Regions from separate parts of the Mus musculus genome. Here region 1 is linked to region 2. The links are chromatin loops, found by intact Hi-C in ENCODE. Cell type or tissue: heart. All regions are shown on one strand. Links, peaks and the distances in the headings refer to the core of each region. The heading gives the core; the rest is flanking DNA.

Region 1 (10,500 bases), core at 4,998-7,497, 58 kb after region 2:
AGAATACTGGAGAGAAGAAAGCCATAGTTTGGGAGGAGGGAGGGCAAAAGCTCTGTGAATAAATAAGGTTTGTGCCTCTTTTGCCTCCTGGTTGATTTGAGATTGAAGAAGGCTATAAACATTCTTAACTGAGGTAGGAGCCAGCACCAACAGCTACCGTGATGATTCAACCATAAGGAAAAATATTAACTTCTGGGTAAAATAAAATATTAAAATCTATTAGAAAAGTTGTACAAAGTCCAGACTTTATACAACAGGTACTCACAGTATAAATTAACTGACTGTTTCGTGGAGGATGATCACAATAATGTACACACCATGAGTAAAAGCTGCTGGGTAGAGGAGCCTCTGTGGACACAGGTCACAGAAAAGAACAAATGTGTAATTATAGTCATAGTAAACTCAAGCGTATGAATAGGATTAGAAGTAGCAAAGGAACTCACACAATATGTACTCACTGATAAGTGGATATTAGCCCCAAACCTAGGATTCCCAAGATATAAGGTACAATTTGCTAAACACATGAAACTCAAGAAGAATGAAGACTGAAGTGTGGACACTATGCCCCTCATTAGAATTGGGAACAAAACACCCATGGAAGGAGTTACAGAGACAAAGTTTGGAGCTGAGATGAAAGGATGGACCATGTAGAGACTGCCATATCCAGGGATCCACCCCATAATCAGCATCCAAACGCTGACACCATTGCATACCCTAGCAAGATTTTATTGAAAGTACCCAGATGTAGCTGTCTCTTGTGAGACTATGCCGGGGCCTAGCAAACACAGAAGTGGATGCTCACAGTCAGCTAATGGATGGATCACAGGGCTCCCAATGGAGGAGCTAGAGAAAGAACCCAAGGAGCTAAAGGGATCTGCAACCCTATAGGTGGAACAACATTATGAACTAACCAGTACCCGGAGCTCTTGACTCTAGCTGCATATGTATCAAAAGATGGCCTAGTCGGCCATCACTGGAAAGAGAGGCCCATTGGACACGCAAACTTTGTATGCCCCAGTACAGGGGAACGCCAGGGCCAAAAAGGGGGAGTGGGTGGGTAGGGGAGTGGGGGTGGGTGGGTATGGGGGACTTTTGGTATAGCATTGGAAATGTAAATGAGCTAAATACCTAATAAAAAATGGAAAAAAAAAGTAGCTGTAAGGAAATAACCATAAGACCCAGGGGAAAACTTAACTTTACGGAGACAGAAGTGGCAGAGGCCTAAAATGATTGATTTTGCTTTTGCTTGCTATGAGTGCTGATAAAATGGATGTTAGCTTAAAAGGAAGTGATTGTGTATTGTTATTTGGGAGTAATCTGAGGGTGACCACCAACACTGTATGGCTTGACAGAACCTTTTTGACTTTGTGATGTTGCAAGTGTAACAGGCAGTGCATTTCCAGCCATGCATCTTGATCTATGGCCTTGCTAGTGGGAGGCATCACAATGTGTGGCTGTGAGCTACAGCTTTCTAACAGCTGCATGCTCACGAGTATAAACATCAATATTCCACAATGTAGTTATTGCTCGACTATTCTTTGATGTTGGCTGGGTATATTCAAGTCTTTCCTTTGTACATCCAGTACTTGGTGTAACAAATTTTTTCTTTGTTTTTTGAGAATTCCTACATATTACAATGAAATATGATCACATCCAACCCATTTTTCTCTTCCAGTTCACCCAGTGTTTTCCCCAACATTCCTCCTTCAAATTTTATATCCTTTACTATCTTTGTTTTTATACTCCTCTCAGTCTGCCCACATGTATTAGGACTGAACACTGGAGCATAGAAAACTATAAGTGGCCACACCTTCAAAAAAGAATGATTTTTTTCCTCCTCTAGCTCCTCTGTTGTCGGGGTCGCTGTGAGCTTCACGGATGGCGGGGAACTGATTCCTGAGAGGTAAAGAATGAAACTTGGGTCAGGACCACTTGGGTTAGAAGGCACTGGGCCGAAAATTTCCAGAGTGTGACCTTGTGATTTATTTTGTTTATGCCTTTAAGCACGGGAAAACTTTAGAAAAAAGTCTCCATGTGACAATTATCCCAACAAAGCTTCAGGGATAGCTACTTGGAACCCTCCCTGAATAGGAGCATAGCACCATGGCCTTTAAAATAAGAATGAGTTCTGTTGACTGAAACAGTGTTCAGGGGAAGGGGCAAGGAAGGAAGACGTTATAATAATCATAAGGTTAGATTCTATTGCAGGATGCAAAGTCATAAGGATAGGTTTTATTCACTGAGAGGCTAAGCTCAGGATCAGGGCCTAAACAATGGTCAGAATACTGGGAATTCAGGAAGGCTGGGTCACAGAATAGCTAAAAAGATCACCCACTTATTACAACACCCACTCCAGCCTTCTGGGTGAAAAGGTATCAGTCATTTTCTTCCTTTGAAGAAGAAAAAACAAACAAACAAACAAACTTAACCTTTGACAACTCTGGATTTTCTAATGTTTTCTGTAAGCTGTGCCTCCTGCCCTCGGTAACTGGCGGGGTCTAGAGATGATCCAACCCATCAGAGCCAGAATTCTGGCTGGCTTCCTCTTGGACAGGTAACCCAACTGCTGAACATTTCTGAGAGTGATTGCTGTGCTCTGCCTAGAAGACAGCATTTCACAGAACTCCTCAACCTTCTGCTTGCCCATCCTTTCTGCTTCCCCTTGGGTTACTTTCCCTGATTGCTGCTTGAGGAGAGATGGTTCGTTTAGGGCTGTGAACTCAGTCCCAGTCATGCACCACAGCATTGCCTGCTGCTACACAAAAAAAGCTTCCCTGACAAAGGCTGAGAGAAGCCTAGGTCTATCGCTATGCACATAAGCATTTGAAAGACAGTTGGAACACTTAGCAATATAAAAATCTCACGTACTATCTGGAACCTGTGATCTCTTCAGCTATAGACTTCTGTACAAGATTTCGGTAATGGGCGTGAAATTCCCTCCTGTGGGGCAGGCTTCAAACAGCAGTGAGAAACTTGGTTCCTCCATGATAGTCCCACCATTATTGCATCAGAAAGCACATTGTGAGTGTCAGGTTACTATTTGCAGAATGCCATGTCCAGTATTAAGTAAGAACCTTGGTGTCTTTTCTTCCCTGGTAGCCTACAGAACACCTTGTACTTCAGACCTTTGGTTTTGTCTCTTTAACTTGGAGCACAAGTGAAAGGCGGGGGACTAGCAAGTGATCTGTATTAGGGAGTCAGGATATCTTAAGGTAGTGGGTTAGCAGACTGTAGGTCAAATCAAAGTATTGAAGTTAGATATTAGAGGGAAAAAGGTTTAAGTAGGGGAGGAGGCAGGAGCGTGAGTAAAACATGATGTAAGGACTATCCTAAAGCAACAACAACAACAATAACAAAAATCAAAAACAAGAGAACAACATGGAATCCTGTTATCTCACATTGTAGAACACATATGCAATGAAAGAAAAGAGGGGATACTGATAGCTAAAGGACTAAGCAAAGGTGAGAGTGTGGGTAGGAAAGAGAAGAAATAGTTTATAGATTAACCAGAACTAAGGTTCTATGGGAAATATTTAAGGAAATCCACTACTTCGGAAACTAATCTCAAAATACAACTTTAAACACACACACACACACACACACACACACACACACACACACACGCACACCAGAGTTTGAATGGAATTACTCTACCTGGGTGAATAATGTTGTTCCCAGAAAACATAGGTTATTAAATGAAAATTTCAATACAAGGCATGGGGTTACCTCCTGATGAGTTGTTGATCGGGGAGAACTCAGAGGTCTCAGAAAACAACACAGGATATTGTGATTGCCCTTGGTTTTCCTCTATAACCACATGTTAAGACACTATTGTTGAAGACTCCACACATCTCAGCTGTGGGACATAGAGAAATCAATCTCAAACTGACTGAGAAACTTACTCCCTGCTGGCTAAACGTATTTTTGATGGGACGTATTTTCAATTCATGATTTGTTTGTTGGGGCAGAACCCTGTGGTTGGTCAGGGACATCTGAATTTCATATTAATTTTTTTTAAATCTAAGGTACTTTTCCTTTGAACAAAAAGCTACATGTCTAGTATGCTCAAGAACTCAGATAAAGGTATATTCAGATCACACAAGATGTATAAATATCTTAAAATTATTTTCAATTAAAAGTATTTAGAAGAAAATTAGAGATCAGCTATAAATACATGGTGGACTATGTTGAATACTTTGCTATACAATTTCATATAATCTGATATAGGAAAGTTTGTGCTGTGACAATTCCTACATAGACCATCTGTGGTATAAAAATTGAGCACAAATTCAGTGTGCGTGTGTGCGTGCGTGTGTGTGCGTATGCACGTGTGCGTGTGTTTAGGTGGGTTTTGTTGAAAAGTTCCCGGAGATACATGTAAAGGTAAATGCTTGTCTTCCCATACTGTCTTGTGCAAATGAGTCTGATCAATAAGGAACAGACACTGAGTAAGAGTAGGTCACAGTGTCCTCTTTCCTTTGGGCCTAGCAGAGTTATGATGCTCAGGCTTCTGTCCTGCCTGCATTATTTATACCTTGGCTACTTTCTCAGGAGTAGACCCTTTAACAAACTTTAAATTGCCATAATTTGATTATGTCACTTTTCTTATGTAACCATGTCTGTCTGTCTGTCTATCTCTCTGTCTGTCTCTGCCTACCATTTTTCTATTATATTCTACATTTTCTTCCCATCCATTTTCATGTATGAACATACACAGAGTATTCATACTATGTACTATATTACTATTCAAAATTCAAAACAAGCTAGATCCATAAATTCTAATAAGGAATGCTTTCCAAAATGTACTATTAAGTGGTGAGGGAGCAAGTATGGATTGATATAATTTCAATCATATATACCACTTTGTTTTAACAGTTAACTATATAATTATAAAGAAAATGTTTTGATTTGCTAACTGGTGAATTGAAATTCATTATTTGTTTTCACAAATTTAGGAAGATTCTGTGATTCTCTTCATAATGTATGGGGTCTGTCATGTTTATTTATCTATTCAAAGGCTGTTTATTTAAAGCATATTATATTCCAGATACTTTTATGAAAACCTGGGCAACAGTAATAAACTGTTTTATACAACTTACATTATAGTACTAAAAACAATGAAATTGTAGATTCTAAGACCTATGTGATATATTGGGGCAACAAGAATAAACTTTTATATTTAGAAAATATCTGTAAGAAACTAGCCTAAACACAGACTTGAGAAACACATCTGTGAAGGATATTTTAAACAGGAGTATCTAAGGCTTGTAGGTGAGAGTATGACTTATGTTAGGACAGAGATGAGCTTGGACCAAGTGGGCAGAGGGACAGAGCTTCATGGGTTCCACAGATAGTGATCAGATCACTAGGATGTTGGCAAGGCTGTCAGAGCTTGAACTATCCTCTGGTAAGGTGAATCCATTGAAGATGTTAAGCAGTTGGTCAGTATGATTTGTTGCCATTTGATTATTAATACCCTAACTCATGTGTGACAAATAAGTGGATAGGAGACATGGAGGCAGCAATTGGGTAACCGAGAGACAACTGCAGTTATTCAGGTGAGATTGGTCTCCAGACGTACAGCACAGAGGAGCAGTGGTAACAAGCTAGAGAAGGCACATGGGTAGACCTCAGTGAGAAAACATTGAACACTGGTTGGGGATACCCACCACTTTCTGTAGAGGTGTCCTAGGTGACATCACTTGAATTTAGTCCCGACACTCACTATAACACAAACCCAAAACCTATAGATACAACTTCAGAGACCAAACAAATGGATCTTAGAACTGGGGCACATAATACAATTCAAGTCCTAATGTGAAAAATAAAAGGTTTTTTTTTTTTCTATCTGTATTGGAGTAGAAATTACACTTGCAATATATGTATGTATTAGTGATGTGTGTCTAGATTCCAAAAGTGGCCCAGAAATACAACCATCCAACTGTTAATATGTATCTGAGGGGTAGACAGTGGAATGTTTCAAGGTTTTTATTCAGCACCCGGCTTCTGTGTTTATGGGATCCACATCTCCAGACTGAACTGTGGCTCACAGCAGCTTACATGAAGAGGGAAGGGTAAATAGAGATTTTTTTGAGGAGTCAGGTAGGAGGGATGGATGCCATTAAGATACAGAAGTGGATGCTCACAGTCAGCTATTAGATGGAACACAGGGCCCCCAGTGGAGGAGCTAGAGAAAGTACCTAAGGAGCTGAAGGGGTCTGCAACCCTATAGGTGGAACAACAATATGAACTAACCAGTACCCCCAGAGCTCATGTCTCTAGCTGCATTTTTAGCAGAAGATGGCCTAGTCAGCCATCACTGGGAAGAGAGGACCCTTAGTCTTGCAAACTTTATATGCCTCAGTACAGGAGAAACACCAGGGCCAAGAAGTAGGAGTGGGTGGGTAAGGGAGCAGGGGTGGGGAGAGGGTATAGGGGACTTTCGGGATAGCATTTGAAATGTAAATGAAGTAAATACCTAATAAAAATTGGAAGAAAAAAATACATGGTTTACATAAAACAAAACAAAGTAGTGCCTGAATTGAATTTGCACAGACTTTACTGTTCTTGCCATTATTCCTAAATGACTCTATTTAGTAAATAGTTACATAGCGTTTATGTTGTATGAACTACTAGGACTAAGGCAGAACTGGTTTACACATATAAGAGGATGCACATGGCTTCTGTGTAGGCTGAACACCATTTATATAATGGATCTGATGATCTGTAGATTCTAGATCTTCAGAGGTCTTCAATCTAATCCTCCAAGGACATTGAGCAGTGATAGTTTTTACAAGGCTGCTTTTGTGATTTTTGGAAGAGAAAGAAGTATTTGAAAGGTAACTCTACTTGTGTTGCAATGGTCTTATTACTAGTTTCAACTTTGCAAAAAAAAATTAGTATTCTACAATGAATGCCATGTATTGTGCTGATTTTAATATATTCCAAGTTGCTTAGACATTTTTAAAGCTGAATATGCTTCAAATTTTGCCGCATTACATGTTTTTCTCATTAACTCTTATTGCCCTGAGCATCCTGTCTCTATTGTAATTGTTGTCGATGACTGAAGTAAAGTAGCTATTAAGAATTTCAACCCTCACCTTTTTGGATCCCGCTTTTTCTCTTGTCCCTAAGAAATAGTTAGCCCACCCTTCCTGTGTCATGTTCTGACTTCATAATCACTTCTAATCTCTGGCAAGCTTCCCTCTGCATCCTTTGATGATGGTACTCTGTTATAGCTTTCCCATTTTAAATGTCCCCTGGATGCCCTTACTAATTATTTTTTTTCTGCAAGCATCATTTTTAAACCCTGCCTGTTCCTTTTAGATGATTGCTTTCCTTCTTTTATTCCATGGCCTTAAAAAAAATCTGCCTCTTAAGTAAGTAGAGAAGAAATCTGAAAAGCAGTAAAGATCAGACATTTGCCAAGGAGAAATTCCTTGTGCTTGCCCCCCTTGCTTATAAAATATAGACATTTTGCTTTCATGAAGACAATTCAGGCTTTTATACAGTTTTACAGTCTTACAAGAAAGACTGTTTTTCTGTTTTTCTCATTCTGGGCCTCCCACAGATTTCTCTGACTTAAGTGGTGAACAGGAAGTGCTCTTTGGTTGGTCAAGAGCACCACAACTTTTACAGGGAATGAAAACAATAAAATTTGATTATTTTGACTGGCTTATAAATTACTTTAATCTGAATTGTGAATTTTCACTTAGGATCTCCTCACAAAATTTTAGGACGAGTGTAAAAAGGAGAGGAAAAATAATCATAGGAGATGCTGTTGGTGCAGGAAGTTCTACATTACAGCCACAATACGCAGAACATAAGCAGATTGTGAGAAAAGTCAAGGAAACCAGCAACTTAAATAGACTGAAATATTACAAGGTTTGGGAGCCTTCCCAAGCAGTTGGCAGATATATAGTCTTATCAAACATACATATATTATATATCATATATTCCATATATATGTATGATACAGTAGAATAATTTATTTAATCTGTGTGCTTCTGAAAACTCTGTATTTTAATAACAGTGAATAATAGTCAGTGGTAAAGTACTATCGATGACCAAGGGAAAAATGCTTTCAAATGTACATGTTTATGAAAACGTCCTAACTATGTTTGAGTGCCCATTTTTGCCCTCCAGTAAATAGATGGACATCCATCATTTGAGTGAAAGAAGAGGGGACAGCAAGTGTTATGCTATTTTAAAGTCTGTCCTTGTAATGTAGAGTATTACCATCTCTCGATAATCTGCCCTCACCATAGTTAACAGTTCACACTTAGGTGCTTCCAAGTACTTGTCTCACTGGCTGACTACTAAGTTTTTCCAGCTCTTACAACAAACTTCTGAAGTATACATCCTTTGTTCCATTGCCATTTCAAGAGGAGATGGGAGACCACACATCACAAGAACAGTAATTTCCTGCCTTAGTATCAGGTCTTGGAGAACTGACTATTGGATCAGTATTTGGAAAAGTATTTCAAACAGGAGTCAAACTCTTCACTCTTTTCCCCATTCATTTCCCCTTTCATTTACCAGTGACTAGGAATTCCATTGTTCTAGTTCAGGCTGCACACAAATATCCGACTCTTTTACTTTCATGATACACACCATCTACCAGCAAACTTAGTGACCTGTGCCGTCTTTCTCAATAGAGCATCCTATGGAATTCTTGAAAGTGTAAGCCATGGCACATCCCATGATGTCTGACTGGACACTGACAGTCAAAGCCAGAAGAATTTATCTATGAATCCGCCGATGGGCTCAGATCAGAATCTCTTGATGCAGCCGAATCATTTTGGATATGTTTCTTTCTCCCAGTGACCCTACTGGTCAGTTTCTGTATCAACAACTATCACTAGTTCATCTGTCATACACTTGGTTATCTTGCAGTCACTGGGAATAAAGAAGACAAAGGAAAGAAAAACCTCAATTTCGTGAAACTTGCTTTCTGCTGGAAAGAGACATACAGTTAAAAACAACCATTTGTTTCTATTCCAGATGCTAATGTATTCCAAAATGAAACCAAAGCGATGATGGAAAGGTGGCTGGGAGTCTTTGAGGAGTGACCACCCTAAAGTTGATGCTTGAACAGAGACCTAAGATAGAATTGAGCCATGTAAGAAAACAACTAACAGTGTGTTCCCAATGACCTCTACTTCTATTTTTAGTTACACAGCATATTCTATATTGAGAGGGTTTCTTAATAGCAATAATGCCCTGAGGGAAAATGCATTAGCAATTTTATGTCTATTGTCCTTAAAATAAAAGCCTCTTGATTGCTACATGTGGAAAACAATGGTTTTCAAAGACTTTTCAGATGCATAAAATCATGTTATAAAGTAATGTGGAACATATTATTTATTAAATTTTTGCAAGCAGGAGTTTCTAATAATTAGGCTGCAGTTCAACCTAACACTTGGCTTTATTATGTGAATTTTGGTTGTGTATTTTCAGTAATGTATATTTTCTCCATGTAGAAAATGGATGTTAGTTAGGGACTACATTAAATATGAATATCTCTATGTTCATATTTCTCTAAAGGATTATATTGTGTTGTCAAATCTGTATTTTCAATTGGATTTGCTCTCTTATGGCTTAACACTATCCATAAATAACTTTTTTCAGCATGCCAAAATTGCTGCCATTAGTACTTGCCTTACATCCTGCTTCTCAGTAGGATATGGAATAACATAAGAAAATCATCTTTCTTTGTCACCACAAAACTCTAGGAGTTAAGTCTCAGATTTCAACTACTTTGGCTTGGATCTTGTTTCTGTCTCTGAACACTTAGGATGGCAAAGACATATAATCTCTTCAATAGCTTAGAGATATCTTCAGTACAGTCAGCTGGATCTAAAACTGTGGACAAAGAACAAGTGACTTTTTCTCGAAAAGAAAGCCAAATACTTTTTTAAATTAGATATTTTCTTCATTTACATTTCAAATGTTATCCCCAAAGCCCCCTATATCTTCCACCATTCCTGCTCCCCAACCCACCCACTCCCACTTCCTGGCCCTGGCAATCCCCTGTACTGGGGCATATGATCTTCGCAAGACCAAGGGCCTCTCCTCCCACTGATGGCCAACTAGGCCATCCTCTGCTATATATGCAACTAGAGATGCAACTCTGGGTTGGGGGGTACTGGTTAGTTCATATTGTTGTTCCTCCTATAGGGTTGCAGACTCCTTTAGCTCCTGGGTACTTTCTCTAGCTCCTTAATTAGGGGCCCTGTGTTCCGTCAAATAGCTGACTGTGAGCATCCACTTCTGTAAATCATGTATGTGAGTGTGGTTACAGACAATATTTCCAAGATGGTAATTGTCATTATATAACTCCCCTCTCTCCCTCTATTCCTCCCTTCTCACTCTCTCTCTCTCTTTCTACCTCCCCTCCCCTGCCCCCACCCCTGCCACTTCCCAAATACTTTTTTTTAATAGCAGTATCAAACCTGCAGCACGGGTCAATTGAACTAGCTTCTTGGACCTTTTGTCTTT
Region 2 (10,500 bases), core at 4,247-6,746:
CTATCTCAAAGAGTATCTAAACACGTCTACCTTTTTTTTTTTCACTTTTTCCCTTTGGTTGTTGAGAATAACACCTCATTTATACAAGTAAAGCACTCTATATGGAATAGTGCAAAGGTAAAGATTTACACCTTAACAGCATTTAAGGTGTCTTATTATTTCAGAAATCCTTGATGCTCAGGTATGATACATCTAAAGATAATATTGTATTGGTATGCTTCTAAAACAAACGATCTAGGCTTTCAGAAACAGACACAGGCTATAGTCTAAACTATAAGAATATACTGTTAAGAGCTCAAAGGCTAGACCCAGTTACATAGTTCTAATACTTCTCAGAGGCATTTTTGAACTAGAGACAATTTTTTAAAAAATGGCACAAGTATGGTATCAGAAAATTCTACTCCAGGTGTCAGTGATGGGGCCCTGTAGGTAAAGGCACTTGATACCAATCCTCACAACCTGAGTTCGATCACCAGGACTCTATGGTATAAAGAATGAGCTGGCTCCCTTAAGTCTTCCCCTGACTTCTACATGCATGCTAAATAATGAGTAAATAAAATGTAAATTTTACAGTGGAACTTTCTATTCCAGATCTAAATTAGCTACTAGCCTCTATCTGAATCATTTTGTCATATCTTACCTGACCATTAATTTCTTCCTTTGTGAAAGAGGACTTACATTAAGCCCCACTGCAAAGATTCATGGGAGACTCAGATAAATGACCACGTCTTAGCTTTGTGAGTGTATTACAAAGCCCTGTGTGAGGATAAATTTTATAATTATTGCCATTGCCTGTGTGGTTTTTATCTTGAAATAACGATTCTCATCACTTTGAGGATGTTTTCAAGATCTAAGCTGAAAATAACGAGCTGCTCCTGGTGTAGACTTCCACCATATTGACATGATAGCTTTCTAAATCGAAATCACATAGGAACAATGTATGATAAGCAATTAAACCATCGAGTTAACTTCAAGACATTTATTTTATATAGGCACGGCCCTTCTACTAATGTAAGATGATCTGTAACCACTCTCAATGTTCGTCTTCAGTATGTCTGTTTATTTCCCTTAGGGTGATGATTCCTGTATGTTCATGATCTGAGACATTTGCAATAAGGTCAATAATACCTAACCCATAAGGTTTCAAAGGAAAAAAACATAATCATATTGCTTATTTGAATTTTGATGTTTGAAAATGTGTACAGAGTCTGTGGGCAATGATATTAGGAAGTAAATAATCACAGACTAGCACCAGGCAACTGCTCTCAAAAACTGCTAGAATTTTTTTTTTTATGAAGAAAGAAAAAATTCACAGAGAATGTATTTAACTTGATTAACGGACCGTATGTATTTTTTTTTTTAAATTTCACACCCTACAGCAATTTTTTTTCCACAAAAATAACTCTCTGCAATAACGAGTAGAATTCTTTTCTAACTGCTTGCTTTAGAAACTACTACAAATAGATGTTTCTCCTGCTTTTCCTTTGGCATCTTTCTTGTATCTGTTTTGTCCTATTCCAATTGTTTGATTTATTTTATTTTATATTTTACTATTATTTTTAAGATACATATTTGTTTTCTTTTTTCATATTTAGTTTTTATGCATAGCCATAAACTTAACTCTGCTTTCCAGGTAGACTTGGAGAGGGAATGAGGAAAATATGGAACCCCCAAAACTTCAATGATTGCAGAGATCAGAGAGTATTGTGAGCAGATGAGGAGGGGTCATAGGTACTCTCCTGAGGTACAGAGGGAATGGTCTGGTGGGTAAGATGCCTACAAGCCAAAAGAATTAGAGTTGTCCACAGATGGAAACGGTGATCATCTTGCTGGTCTTGCCATTCCCATATCCCAGATGCTCCAAGGCTTCCACGTTGTGCATGCCTCTCTTCACCTTCCCAAACACCACATGTGGCCATCTATCCACTCAGTCTTGGCAGCGCAGATAAAAACAATCTGGAAACCATTTGTGTTTGGCCCACTATTTGCCATGAACAAGATACCAGGACCTGTATGCTTCAATATGCAATTCTTATCCTCAAAATGTCTCTCCGTAGATGGACCTGTTACCAGGAGCACCATGGTGTGTGAAGTTGCCACCTTGCCACATGAATCCTGGTATAATTCTGTGAAAGGAGGAACCCGTCTATCCAAGTCCTTTCTCCCCAGTGCTCAGAGCACAGAAGGTTTCTGCTGTCTCTGGAAGTTTGTCTGCAAACAGCTCGAAGGAGATGCTTCTCAAGGGCTCAGCCATTGGCCAAGATGTTGAATAACAGGGTGGGGTGGACCATGACTGCAGCGGACAGCGGCATCTGCAAAGCCCCAGCTTGTTTCCTCATGAGAGAGAGGAAGGGTGTGGACTCAGATAAGAGGGAGATGGGGAGGTTGTTGGAGGAGTTGGGGAGGGGAAGCTGTAATAAGAATATACTGTATGAAAAAATCTACTTTCAATAAAAGAAAAATAGAAAAAAAGTAAAAACAAAAGAAAATAAAACTGAAGTAAGTAGCTGTCAACAAAGAAATAGAACAAGGAGGTCAAGACAGGGAACACACTGAGGAGAGAAGAGATCAGTATTAACACTGGAGGCTGACTATGACCCCTACTCCAGCACCTTCTATCCACACATTTGATTCTTAAGAATGAAAATGTCACCAAATTATAATCTAATTTTTGTCATCATTTGTCATTATTTTTCTTCATTCAATTTTAGAGCCAACACCACACACACAGACATACACATATGCATGCACACAGACACACAGAGAGACACATACACAGACACTACACACACACACACACACACACACACACACACACACACACACACTACATTCTCATATCTTACTTCCAATCTATTCAAATTATAACATTTATAGATAAATTGGAGTGTGTTTCTATGTTAGATCTATACTTAGCTTCACATACAAATATACAGATACATATGAATATAACCATATATTCTGAAATAGCTGTAGTCATAAAATGACAATTTTATGTTTCCAGTTGACAGGATGTAAGTAAAGAAACTGAGAATATTGAAGGAATGTAGCCATTATATATGCTCATGGGTGCAGACACTTACTCAACAGGAACAGGGAGGGTGTTTTGGTTAATGCTTAGGGAAGAACGGGTACTTTCCAGTCTATGAGTGATAAATGGCTTCCTGACCACTAAGCAGAGATGAATTCCTGGGCTTCTCGGTAATACCCTTGCATCACCATATCTAGTAGAGTTTGTCACAATATCTGGATAAGTAGTATTAACGATTAGTCATTTACAATTACAATAACCAAATGAACTAGAATATAAAATACTATTTAAAATTTCAGCAAAAACTAAACTTTATAGAACTAACTCCAACAAAATATATTTAAGGACTTTTTCCCAAAGACTCCAGATTCTTACTAAAGATGGCATTAGTAAAAATTATTGGAAAATTGTCCTCCCAAACAGAATTCTTCCACGAAAGTAACAAAATCTTCTATCTTTAGGACTCTGAAAATTAATGGAAGGCTTTCAGCTGCCTGGTGCCAAGCTCCATAACTCCTTGATACCACTGAAAAAAAATATCTGAGACCTGGAGTCCAGCCTGAAGCCCACTACCAACAGTCAAGTTGTGCTAGTATTCCTTCAAAAGCTAAAGCTTTCTTCTCAATGATGTCCTAGTTACTGCTCTAACAGAAAACAGTAAGACCCCAGTTACACAACTTTGTATTTGACCTAAGTTGCCATATTTAAGATGAAAAATTCCTGCCCCATTTATTCAAAATAAGTACATTTTTCAAACACATGTTTTAACTTGCCAGGTACTTGAGTAAGTGGGTAGAAGTTGGGGCAAACCTGATTGTGGGACCCTTTCTTCCTACTGGATTGCCTAGTCCAGCCCTGTTTGTGCCTTGCCTTATTGTTACGTCACATTTGATCTGTATCTCTGGAAGGCCTGTTCTTTACATAAGGGAAAGGGAAAAGCAGTGGATGGGGTGGGGGACATAGGGCAGAACTGGGGGAGTGAAGGACCTGTATCCTGGCATGCAATCTAGGTGGGAGCAGAAAAGCCTAATTAACTAAGAACCACTGAGCAGAAATGGCAGAATGACTTGGCTGATAGAATCAATTCCTCTTTCTCTTCCCTCCCTCCCTCCCTCCCTCCCTCCCTCCCTCCCTCCCTCCCTCCTTCCCTCCCTTCCTCCCTCCCTCCCTCTCTCCTTCTCTCTCTCCCTCCTTCTCTCATCTCCTCCCTCCCTCTCTCACTCTTCCCTTCCTTCCTTTGACCTTTCCTTTTTCTTTTTTGCAGTGCTGCTATAGGTGAACCCAGAATATGTGCATGCTAGGTAAGCACTCCACCACTGAACCACACTTCCAGCTTCAGCACATATAAATATTAGTGTAGTGGTGTAGCGTTCAGTAGCTCATCATACCAAGATGTCCCTTTGGTCCTAAGACTATTTAATACAAAATTTACCCTTAGCAGATTTTGGTATATATACTATATACTAAATAAATTATATACTAAATATATTGCATACTTTATATAGTATATAATATGTATTATGTATAGTTAGTATACAGTGTACATTTATGTGCGTGTTGCTATTAACTATAGCAAGTTTGATAGATTTGCTAGGATTTGTTAAATCTGTGTAATTTAAATTGTGCAGTCTAACAGATCTGCTTCTTTGGGTTTTTTGAATGAGTTTATTACGTACATACCAAGCAAAAGAATATAGTTAGCGAGTATCAGATAGAGAGAAGCATCAGGTAAATATTAAGACATCATCAGAGTGGGCATTCACAGCAGGCAGTAGAAACAGCTGTGGAAATCCTATTGAGGAAGCCAGCAAGAGTCCCAGTTCCAGAGTCCTGGATGGAGCAAGGTCCCCTTCAGTGAGACTCCCAAGGAAAAGAACACAAAGCAGTACAAGATAGACAACAATATCAAGCAGGCTCTGCACCACCCCTAAATGACCTGGAAGAGCCCAAACACAGCAGAGCACTCTGCATGCATGATCCTCTGGCTTACCCCTGCCCCACCCCCACCTCACCCCTGAAAGCATCTTTTATACTATGGGATGAACTAATAGCAACTTCTCTTGGAAATGATTTATTTCCTAGCTGCTCTCATGGAAACAATGTTTCAAACCCTTGGCTGCTTGCTGCCTTTCTTGTTACAGATTGAAGAGGGAAGCCTGCCCAAGACAGGACATATTTGAGGACACTTTGAAGTAAACATTTGGGTCTGAAAGGGGGGAGGCAACCCCACTTTCAGAGTCAGTTTCTCCATTAGCCGAAACAGCACATGACAATTTACCAATATAAAGCACATTGCATCTTGCTATATTCCTCTCTGCGTATGCGCACAATAGATGCTTTGGTGTGCTATATTGCTGATACATTTCAAGGCCAAGATATTCACTCCCCCAGCTTTATTGTTGGCAACTTGCAACGGTGTCCCTGTCTGAGAATTGCTTTCAGCTGCAGGAAACTGCCTAGCCTTTTCCCCAGGGAATCACACATCCAGTAACTGTTTGATGTAGGAGTACAAAGGCCTGGCCCATTGGCTTCAGTTGGGAGTAATTCTGCAGGGGCAGCCACACTTGAGAGCTCCCTGGGGGTTTCCTTCATTGGTGGTTGGAGCTGTGCTCTACTTCGCATTCACCTTCTGCCCATTGCTGCTTCACAGTTGTAGACATCACACCCTCTAAAGTACCAGATGCATACAAATGTCAGGTAGGCTAAGAAAAACGACCTTCCCCAGATGACTGTTTTTATGATTAGTCTCTGTGTTATCAGACAGAAAAGACAATTCCAATTTTCCCATGTATTAGCTCACATCTAGCTAATATGCAGTGGGTGTTTGTATCGGCTTAGTTTTCATGATATATTATTCTTCAGAATGACTTTTGAGATAGGTAGTACCATATTTCAGTGATGTTAAGATCTGTTAATTATATAATGCTTCATCAATTTGTACCAGCTATTAGGGAACAAAAGGAAATAATTATATAAGCACAACATATAACATTCTTATTGCCATATTTTTAACCTGTAATTTTTTTATTTAGCTCAAACCCTTCTTAATTGATAATGTAAAAAAAAATCTTCTAAATGTTTACCCCGTAGCATTCCTAAGCATCCAATTCCATTCATAATTCAGTCTCAGGACTTTTACTAATTTAGCATCTTTTTGATTGTTACTCAAATACAAAACATTACTTAATCTTTTAAATCAGTTGGTGATTAAATCTTTTAATGTTGTTATTGGCAAATTCTAAACAATGGTTTGTCTCTAGTTTTGGCAAAAACTATATGTAAATCATTTACTATATTTTTTTATGTACAAATCTGAAAGATATATCTAAACTGTAATAGGGTTGCTGTATTTTGCAACACTAATACAATGTGTTCAGAAATTTAAGCCATATTTTTCTGAAATTTGGACATTTAGGAAAAGTTAGCAGGCAGTTGAACCAATAGATACTAATGACAGTGATGGTTCTTCACAATGTGTAATTCAGTCACAAAGACCCATCTAATCTTTGACAATCACACTGGGTTCCTTAATATTTCTTCCCATTTGTACTTACAATAGTTACCCTGCCTGGCATGTGTTAGTCACACTGCTCCTCCTGCACTGGCAAGCTTTGTTTTAGTGCAGAATTAATGGGTTATTATTCTGAGGATGTTAAAAATAAGATTTAGAGTTCAAGTTTAGGTCAGATCATTTTGCAGACTTCTGGTTATATAATGTAAACGACTCAAGGGCAGTCCCCTTAGAGTGAAGTGGTTCAGTCTGTGTATGTTTGTTTTCACATGTCTGAGCTATATAAGATACATTAGAATGTTGACACCACTGGCAGGTTGGTGTCAAGATTCAGCATCATCACTGTTTGCTGCATCTTGATTTCCCAAAGTTTTAATAGGAAAACCCTCTATTGGCTGGAATGAAATGGAGTGTTGTTAGTATGAGACAAAGGTTAGAATGATGAAGACCTACTGACCCAGTCACTGAAACAGCTGATGTCATAACCAAGCTGGTTGGGCTTATACATCAATACTATAATACCTGCTGTCAATAAATATAATCAGGAGATGAATGAATTCATCAATCAGAAACTATGGACTTGCAATTGTTATACTTGTATTCAAATTCCTATGCTGCTAAAGGACAAATGGAATCTTGAGATCTAGAAATTGGACTTCAGAATGGTGATAAAGAGGAGAACAAAGGGAGACAAGTTAAATACAGCATTTGAAACATTAAGAAATGTAGGTAGGCTCAAGAACAACTGGGCAAGCTAACTCAGATTTTGTGAAAAAGGAATACTGAAAGTTATTTGCAATCCTGTGTATTTTATTTGAAGCCAGGAAGATTATCATAGTCACCTAGAAACTTTGTAGGGCAGTGGACTTCTATAGGTATTTTTAAGGAAGCATTGGTCATATCTGACCGAGAGGAAAAATTATCAGAAGAGACTCATGAGAATTCACCCTTGAGAATTTAAAAGTGAGCTATTGCAGGAAGAGATGCATGGACAGGAGTCCTGAGGCAATGGCTGGTTTCAAGCTGTGGCAGATTATATTACTGGCATTAATCAGGCATGTGTATTATGATGCCTTGCACACTGCTTAAGGCCACGAAGCTTTATTTAGAAAATGTAGATTTGCATTTAGTTGCTAGATTTATTTATTTATTATTCATTTCAAATACTTCTAACTACAAGGATAGGATCTCTTATAGTAGAACTGATATTACTTTTTAGTGTGTACATTTTAGTAATGAATATATATATTCATATATGTATATACATCTTAGTGGTGGATATACATCTACAAACACAGACAGTGAAAGAGCTGACATTTGAACATAGAGCAGCCTGAATCTAAAATCAATACTATAATATCACATGGATTCTGACTTCAATAATTATATAAATTGTTAATCAATTACTTATACACATACATATATGAAGTTTTTTTCCTTCAATCTTTTTATATTTTTTATTTTTTACACTCCATATTTTATTCTGCCCCATCCACCCTCCAACTCTGCCACATAACATACCTCCTCCCCACATCCCCTGTCTCCACATGGATGTCCCCACCCCCAACCCACAAGACCTCTAAATTCCCTGGGACCTCCAGGGTCTTTTCTTGAGGGTTAGGTGCATCATCTCTGAATGAACACAGAAACAGCAGTCCTCTACTGTACGTGTGTTGGGGACCTCATATCAGCTGGTGTATGCTGTCTGTTTGGTGGTCTAGTGTTTGAGAGATCTAGGGGGTCCAGATTAATTGAGACTGCTGGTCTTCCTACAGGATTGCCCTTCTCCTCAGCTTCTTTCAGCTTTCCCTAATTCAATAACAGGAGTCAGCTGCTTCTGTCCATTGGTTGGGTGTAAATATTTGCACCTGACTTTCAGCTGCTTGTTGGGTCTTTCAGAGGGAAGTCACAATAGGTCCCTTTTTGTGAGTGTTCCATAGCCTCAGTAATAGTGTCAGGTCTTGGGATCTCCTCTTCATCTAAAACCAACAGAATACACAAGATACAGTACAGAATACACAAGATACAGTCTACAGAACTCAAAAAGGACAACAAGCTGAAGTGCACAAGTAAGGATGCCTCAGTCCTACTTGGGAGAGAGAAGAATCAATATATGAAGTTTTAAGATTCTCAAATTAATAAAAATTAATAAAAATAACTCTTAATATTTCCAAACTTTATTCATATTTTTGGATTCAAAATCAATTTAGACAATTCCTTGTTAGAATGTTTTAATAACATTTATCACGAGTGAACCTATGCATCCTCTGAAGTATTGTGTTAGGAAATGTATCACAGAAGTTCTGTGTATCCTTATAGTAAGAAGTGATGCCAATTGTATTACAGTATGAAAATCTGTGTTTGAAGAGGACTATCAGTCACTATCATCTATGTATTCAGGTAGACTAAAATATAGATTAATAGAAAACATACATACAGTGAGCATTGGTCACATCCATCCAGCCTTCTTTCATTTCTTGCTCTCACCTCTTGCAAGCACCCTTTCCTTTCCTACATAATTATTATTCTATGTTGGGCTTACTTTCTTTTTTTTTTCAATCATTTTTGGTTTATTTCTACATATGAAAGAAAGCATGTAATACTTGTTTTTGTTTTATTTATTTTGCATTGCTTGATTCCTCTGCTTCTATTTATTTTATAGGAAATGGCAGGATTGCATTCTTCTCTCTGCTTAAATGATATCTATATATATTCACATGTGTATAAACATTTTTTTTCTTGTTCTGTGCATCTCTTGATGAACATCAAGACTCGGTCCATACCTTAGCTTTTGGTAAGAGTGCTGCAACAAACATGGGTGCATGGCATATCCTTTGTATGCCAACTTTAACTTCTCTGCATGTATACTCCTTACACATACCTGTCTCTGAGAACCCACACACATCTACTGCACTGTTTCAGTAGAAAGTACAAGAGTCAAACCTGGTTCATTGGAATGTCAGACACAAACCCACAGAGTGTGACACTGTAGAGTGGATGAAGCAAACAAAGAACAGAGAGGCAAACAAAGTACTCTGACCACAGTCTAAGAGAGACTGCTTCCTGAGACCAGTGGCGAGGATGATCTCAGATGGATTCATAGCATTGAAACCTGTCACCCATGAGCTTCCTATCACCTTATCTTCAGCACAACACCAGACACAGGCACCTGTGAGGACCAAGGCAAACAATGAACTCTATGGTTTCTTATCTGCAGTGCATGCTGAGGAAGGCTTGAGAAACATTATGGGTCCAGCTACTGCCTCTTTCTCAGGGCCTAGAAAGGTCATGCAAGAAACCCATCCTGAGAATAGATCTCATTGCATTCACATACTCTGTCATCTGAAAGGATTTTTCCAGCCTCTAATACTGACTCACTTATGTTCAATCATTGATAGATATGGTGCTGAATTTGTGGAGATAAAAATGTGTAGAGCCCCATTCATCCTTAAGACTAGACATCAAGGGTCCAATTCAGGTTCTTCTCATGTACAGGCCCATCTAGAATAGACAAGGGAGGATTCAGCCAAGTATTTATAATATTACCACCTATTTATACAGCCCCCATGATTACATCAGACCATGTGTCTGATTTAAATAAAATACATTAAATGAAGTATCTATGAAACATCTAAGCACGATTTAAAAATGAGATTGAGCTTTGAATCCTTCATAAAACTGCTCAGGTAAACACTGATGGATATATATATATATATATATATATATATATATATATATATATATATTTGTAGCTGCTTGCTTAGCAGTTTAAAGAACCTGAAGAAATAATTTCATGTAGTTGTATACAGTGCCTGTTATATATTACACTTCTACCAAAAATGTACCAGCGGTCCTTCTTCATATTCTAACAGGAATTTGGAAGCATCCCTTTTTTTATTCATTTAGTGGTGAGTGGCAATTGGCATTGTACTTGGGATTTGCGTTACTCGTGGCGAAG

The links. A loop is a pair of places that touch in the nucleus more often than their neighbours do. Peaks named below come from ENCODE experiments on the same cell type or tissue, not always from the same donor. Only the 100,000 strongest peaks of a DNase experiment are listed, where the experiment ranks them.
Region 1: it touches region 2 in a loop (4-fold over the local background); 2 of 42 quality-filtered maps call a loop at or near these places.

What each region holds. Positions count from the first base shown.
Region 1 is chr3:134,420,676-134,431,175 of GRCm38, forward strand. It overlaps 4930539C22Rik (RIKEN cDNA 4930539C22 gene), which reads right to left and starts at 2,960. Exons shown (of 9, transcript NR_040600.1): 1 at 2,869-2,960; 2 at 1,811-1,896; 3 at 266-348. In heart, for the core only: no CTCF peak of the experiment used is centred there; no DNase peak of the experiment used is centred there.
Region 2 is chr3:134,363,814-134,374,313 of GRCm38, forward strand. It overlaps the pseudogene Gm6077. Among named protein-coding and RNA genes, the nearest start is that of 4930539C22Rik, 55 kb to the right of the region's middle. In heart, for the core only: no CTCF peak of the experiment used is centred there; a DNase peak (open chromatin) is centred at 5,528.